Regions from separate parts of the Homo sapiens genome. Here region 2 is linked to region 1. Evidence: chromatin loops called from intact Hi-C (ENCODE). Cell type or tissue: heart right ventricle. All regions are shown on one strand. Each heading gives the region's core, and the rest is flanking DNA. Links, peaks and the distances in the headings are about the cores only.

What was found. Hi-C counts contacts between places; a loop is a spot of excess contacts. Peaks named below come from ENCODE experiments on the same cell type or tissue, not always from the same donor. Only the 100,000 strongest peaks of a DNase experiment are listed, where the experiment ranks them.
Region 2: it touches region 1 in a loop (4-fold over the local background); 60 of 110 quality-filtered maps call a loop at or near these places.

The regions. Positions count from the first base shown.
Region 1 is chr20:45,318,569-45,321,472 of GRCh38, reverse strand. No RefSeq gene overlaps it. Among named protein-coding and RNA genes, the nearest start is that of MATN4, 12 kb to the right of the region's middle. RefSeq lists an enhancer at 143-192. In heart right ventricle, for the core only: a CTCF peak has its summit at 1,746 (motif pointing left); a DNase peak (open chromatin) is centred at 1,735.
Region 2 is chr20:45,372,569-45,375,472 of GRCh38, reverse strand. It overlaps TP53TG5 (TP53 target 5), which reads left to right. Exons shown (of 5, transcript NM_014477.3): 4 at 1-434; 5 at 1,462-2,904. The coding sequence ends at 1,566. All of the region lies in intron 3 of SYS1-DBNDD2 (SYS1-DBNDD2 readthrough (NMD candidate)), which reads right to left. It also overlaps a transcript of SYS1 not described here. Among named protein-coding and RNA genes, the nearest start is that of TP53TG5, 4.3 kb to the left of the region's middle. RefSeq lists an enhancer at 2,071-2,130. In heart right ventricle, for the core only: CTCF peaks have their summits at 1,226 and 1,432 (motif pointing left); DNase peaks (open chromatin) are centred at 1,442, 1,742, 2,386 and 2,586; H3K4me3 peaks cover 1,551 bases; H3K27ac peaks cover 1,444 bases.

The DNA of each region.
Region 1 (2,904 bases), core at 258-2,757:
TCGGCCTCCCAAAGTGCTAGGATTACAAGTGTGAGCCACCATGCCTGGCCACAACCTTATAGATGTATTATGGGTTTCACTTCCCTTAAAACCACTTCCTCTTTCCCTTGCCATCTTCACAGGTCTGTGCCCTACCCAGGGGGAAGCTGTCAGAGAATTTTACCTATGCTGTGGTTATAACTTAATAGAAGTTAAAAAAAAAAAAGAAAGAAAGAAAGAGAGAGAAACCCCAAGGTCGGTACTTACTGGGGAACTAGCTTGTTAATAATGGTGGAACACCAGGCAGCATGAGAGCTGGTAAATTGGAGATTTGGGCCTTATCCTCACTACATGCCCCATCCCCACCCTCTGCAACACACATGTCACCTACACACAGCAGCGTGGTAGAATGAGAATGAAGAGAAACTCAGAGCCCCAGATTTAGTGGTAGGAGTGCAGGATTTGAATCAATTGTAGGCTTTGCCATCTGCTGTGACCTTAGCCTCCTCTCTTGGAGCCTCAGTTTCCCCATCTATAAAATGAGGAGGAAATACTGACTAGGGCCATGATTCTTAACCCTGGCTGCTCACTAGATTCACATGGGAGGGTTTCAAACAATACAGATGCCTGAGCTCCACACTCAGAGATGTTAATAGAATTGTTCCATGGCGTGGCCGGTATATTATTAGTATTATTTTTTTTTTTGAGACGGAGTTTCACTCTGCTGGAGAGACCCTAGGCTGGAGTGCAGTGGCGTGATCTCAGTTCGCTGCAGCCTCTGCCTCCTGGGTTCAAGCAATTCTCCTGCCTCAGCCTCCTGAGTAGCTGGGATTACAGGCACACGCCACCACGCCTGGCTAATGTTTTGAATTTTTAGTAGAGACAGGGTTTCACCATGTTGGCCAGGCTGGTCTCAAACTCCTGACCTCAGGTGATCCACCCACCTCGACCTCCCAAAGTGCTGGGATTACAGGCGTGAGCCACTGCGCCCGGCCCGGTATATTAATTTTTATAGCGTGGCAAATGATTCTAATATAAAGAGGACTAAATTAATCCATAAATGGGTTTTAGTGTTAGGAAATTCCCTGGAAGTATGTAGAATTCTGTGCATAAACCCCCAAAGGGTCTCCCTCTGTCACCCAGGCTGGAGTGTAGTGGCACAATCACAGCTCACTGCAGCTTCCACTACCTGTGCTCCAGTGATCCTCCCTCCTCAGCATCCCCCCGCCCCCACCCCATAGCTGGGACTACAGGCGTGCACCACCACACCGGCTAATTATTATTATTATTTTTTTATTTTTTTGAGACGGAGTCTCACTCTGTCCCCCAGGCTGGAGTGCAGTGGCACGATCTCGGCTCACTGCAAGCTCCGCCTCCCGGGTTCACGCCATTCTCCTGCCTCAGCCTCCCAAGTAGCTGGGACTACAGTCGCCCGCCACCACGCCTGGCTAATTTTTTGTATTTTTTGGTAGAGACGGGGTTTCACCGGGTTAGCCAGGTTGGTCTCTTATCTCCTGACCTCGTGATCCGCCCGCCTCGGCCTCCCAAAGTGCTGGGATTACAGGCGTGAGCCACTGCGCCCGGCCCTATTTTTACATTTTTTTGTAGAGATGGGGGAGGGGGTCTTGTTATGTTGCCCAGGGTGGTCTCGAACTCCTGGGCTTAAGTGATCCTTGCGCCTCGGCCTACCAAAGGGCTGGGATTAAGGCCCGGTTTTTAAATATAAATAAAATGAGAACTTAATGCTCGGGTGGAGAACAGTGCCACCTGCCGGTTTCACTTTGCATTAGCAATATCTAAATATCTGCCAATGCCATATAATGCAATTCACTGTTTATTGAGCACCAACTCAACATGCGAGGCATTGTGATGCACCCTTTAGGACATGCAGAGATAAGAGCTCCTTTCCCCATGAAGATGGCAGCCTAGAGGAGACAATGGGCATGTAGGTAAAACCTTTGATCCAAAGCAGGCAGTCGATATGGTCCCATTGAGGGTCTGTGGGAATACAAGAAAAAAGCCTGGGGCCAGGGCTGGCTTCGTGGTTGTGCAGCCTGTGCTTGGAAGGCCCCTGCACTTGGTTTCATCATTTCCTGTGGCTGTCTTGAAGTTCTTTTTTTTTTTTTAATCCCGTGTTCAGTCGAATTGAAATTCTTGAATAATTTTTGAACAACGGGCCATTTTGCACTGGGGCCCACAAATTATATAGCTAGTTCTACCTAGAGTAGTTTGGGAAATTTTGGAAGAGGCGACACAGGACCTGGCAGGGCAGTAGTGGAGGGAGAGGAAAACAGGAGGCATATGGTAGTGTGGAAGTGGGGGTGGGATCCTTAGGCCTGGGTGACTGGGTGGTGTGGGGGAAGGAGCTAGAGGTGGTGCTGCAAGGCAGGTGGAGAGGGAAAGGAGTTTGATGTTAGATGGCTTCAGACTCAGTGCAAGGAAGACCTCCAAGGACAGTTTCAGCAGCTGGAACTCAGAAGCTAGGCCAGGGCTGGAGCTTTGGTCACAGACTTCCAGATGGATACCTTGGGGACACCAAAGGTTATAGGATCCCCTGAGATGGGTGAGGACTAAGACAGAGCTGTATGGCTGGGTCTGGGCTTTTGGTCCAACCTAGATTATTGGCTTCTGGGACTCCTGCCTTGAGGAGTGGTGGAGGAAGACTTTGGGGGCAGGGCTGGACGATGAGCGCTTGAGCCCCAATTCCCCATGTGGTGCGCTATGACACTCTTCTCAGCCTCCTCCCTCCTGGCTGCCTGCTTCAACACCACCATGGACGGTGAGTCAGGCGCTCATTTCAGGGACATTTCCCATTCAACTCATTTGCTGCCTTCCTCAGCCAAGATTCACCTTCAGGGGCCACAGGCTTCTTCCTCACCCCTCACAGTGGGTTGCAGCCTGCTGATGGCAGATGGCAGAACTTAG
Region 2 (2,904 bases), core at 176-2,675, 54 kb before region 1:
CCAAGAAATTAGAGTCCACAGGGGACCCTAAGAAAAAAGAGTACAAGGAGTGGAAGTCCCAGGTGCAGTCAGGGATGAGGAACAAGGAGAAAACGTCATTGGCGGCAATGCCACGGAAAGAAAAGCATATAGAGCCTGAGGTTCCAAGGACATCGAGGGATGATAGCTTGAACCCTGGAGTCCAGGGGAGGCAACCACTCACCGAGGGCCCCCGAGTCATCTTCATTAAGCCCTACCGCAATAGAACTCCCATGGGGCACATGAAGCAGCTGGATGTAGCCGACCAGTGGATCTGGTTTGAGGGGCTGCCCACACGAATCCACCTCCCGGCGCCCAGGGTGATGTGCAGATCCTCCACCCTGCGTTGGGTCAAGCGCCGCTGCACCCGCTTCTGCTCCGCATCACTTGAAATGCCTATGTGGCATCCATACAAGGTGGGTGTGACAACAACACTGCCAGGCTAGGTGAGATGCAAGCCCCAAGCCAGGCCCAGAGCTGGGCCCCAGAGTCAGGGTTCAGGATCTGGAGTCTTGAGTGGTGTGTGGCTGGTAGTGCTGGGAGGCTCCGCCTTCATGTCCAGAGAGGGGGAAGCCTTAGACCAACATCATACAGAAGGGTAGTGACTAGGTTGAGGCGTCTCAGGATACAGCTAGGAGATGTGTGGAAGGAGGGGCACTGAAGTGAGCCATCTCACTGCCTGAAGGCCTTAGCAGAGGTGGAAACTGCTGTGGCTCTGAATCTCACAGTCAGAGGCCTACATAAGTGGGTTTAAGGATTTCCAAATGTGGGAGGGGGGAGATGGTCAAGTAGGGCTTTGCTGCATCCCATTCCCTCTAAGATCAATTCAACTCTCTATTTATGTTTGATTGATTCATGCCTCAAATAAGATTTACTCTGAACAGGCTAGGCATGGTGGCTCACGCCTGTAATCCCAGCACCTTGGGAGGTCGAGGCAGGAAGACTGCTTGAGGCCAGGAGTTCAAGACCATCCTGGGCAACATAATGAGACACTGTCTCTACAAAAAATTTAAAAATTAGCCAGATGTGGTGCCTTGCGCTTGTAGTATCAGCTACTCAGGAGGCTGAGGTCGGAGGATCGCTTAAGCCCAGGAGTCGAGGCTGCAGTGAGCTGTGACTTCGCCACTGCACTCCAGCCTGGGCAAGAGAGCAAGACCCTGTCTTAAAAAAAAAGAAAGGAAAAAAAGATTTACTCTGAGCAGAAAGTTCCTTAGCAAAAAAAGAAGAAAATACCGCAGCCCTTTCGTGGGAGAATGAAAGTCCCACGAAAGGAAGGGGGTGAGTGCCCACCGGGTCTAGCTTAAAGGGAGGCTTTTCCTTTTTAGCAAAGGCATTTCCAACCTACCAGACACCACAGCACCCTTGTCCCTGCGCCCGCTCCCCAAACGACCAGCGCCCCCTGGGGACAGTCTTAGCGCCTAACACCGAGGTTTCTGCTGGCAGGTTGATGTGACCTGGACGAGAGCCAGAGGTGCGAGCAGAGGGTGGAGATCGCGCCATCAGCTGAAGGGGAGGAATGGGTGGCGAAATTCACGAGTCTACAAATAAGATCTTCCATATGGCACCTAAGACGAATACTGCTTACTCTGCCTGTTTGTCTGGGGCTGGGAAGGATGAAGGAAAGAGGCCTTCGGTAGAGGGAGCCTGTGTCGCGACTTCAGGCTTCCCCCACCCCCACCCCGAGGCCCCTAAGGTCAGTCTAGAACCAAAGAAGCCAGCGAGCAGCACCCCTCCCCCACCTCCGCGAGCTAGTCTCCTGAGTGGCGCGCTCTGTGAAGTCAGGGCGCTCGTGTGCTTCCTGGGTGCAAAGTGCCTCACAATCGCCCCGCGAGCTCGCAAGAGGAAACCGCGGCGCGGAGGCAGCAAGTAACTTGCCCAGGCTCACTCAGCTAGAAAGTGGCAGGAGCAAGGGCTCCTGGTTGCTCCCCATTCCATTTTCCCAAGAAAGGGAAAAGGCGAAATGAGAGCCTGCTCAGAAGTCACGAGGCAGGCGGAATAGCCCCAGCACCCTGTAGGTCATGCGCGTGCATTGCGACCTGATTGTCAAAAATTGATTGTCAAAAACTGATTGCACTGTGGCTGGTGTCAAAAAGTGGATGTCAGCTGGGCCTCCAAATGTGTCCTGCCTTGGTCACAGATCACAGAAGGCACCGGATCAGGAGGGGGAGCTGGTACTGCATCTCTACTGCTCCAGGGTGACATGGCAGGTCCACCCTCAATCTGAAGACCTCAACCCCAAGCCCTGGTCGACCCCATCTGGCCGGGGTCACCCTCTGTCGGTAGGAGTCACAGGGTCCTAACCATGCCGTTGGGGAGAGGAAAGCCAAGGGAGCCCGAGTTTTCTCCGGACGAAGACCTCCATATTCCCCAGAGGCAGGCTGCATGGAGTGGGCGCCCTCGGGAGAGCAGTGGAGCCATCGAGGGGCACAGAGCTCTCCGGGATTGGGGGTCAGGGCAGCGATGCAGATAGATCTCCAGTTTGGGACAGAGGGAGAACGATTGGATGGACTCTCCCCCCCTCCCACCCCGCCCACTCACACACTCCTCCCCACCATTACTGGGCACCAAGACTGGGCATCAGCTGCCGCGCGGACCAGCCTGGGCGGAGCCACAGCGCGGGGACTGCTTAGCACCTCATAGTGGCTGCTGCGTGCTCCCGAGCTCCTGCTCCCAGCGCAATCTTCCTGGAGCTCCCCTACGGTCGGTGCCTACCTCCGCCCCCACCACCCCGCTAATTCCCGTGCAAATTCCACCCCAGTAACCACTTTCAGCGGTCTTCCCACCCAGCTTGCACTCCAGCCCATTTCCTGAACAGTCTCCCTTGCAGTTCCCTTGCTGGGTATTTTCAATCCCATCAACTTTCGAAAATAATCTCTACTCACTCTT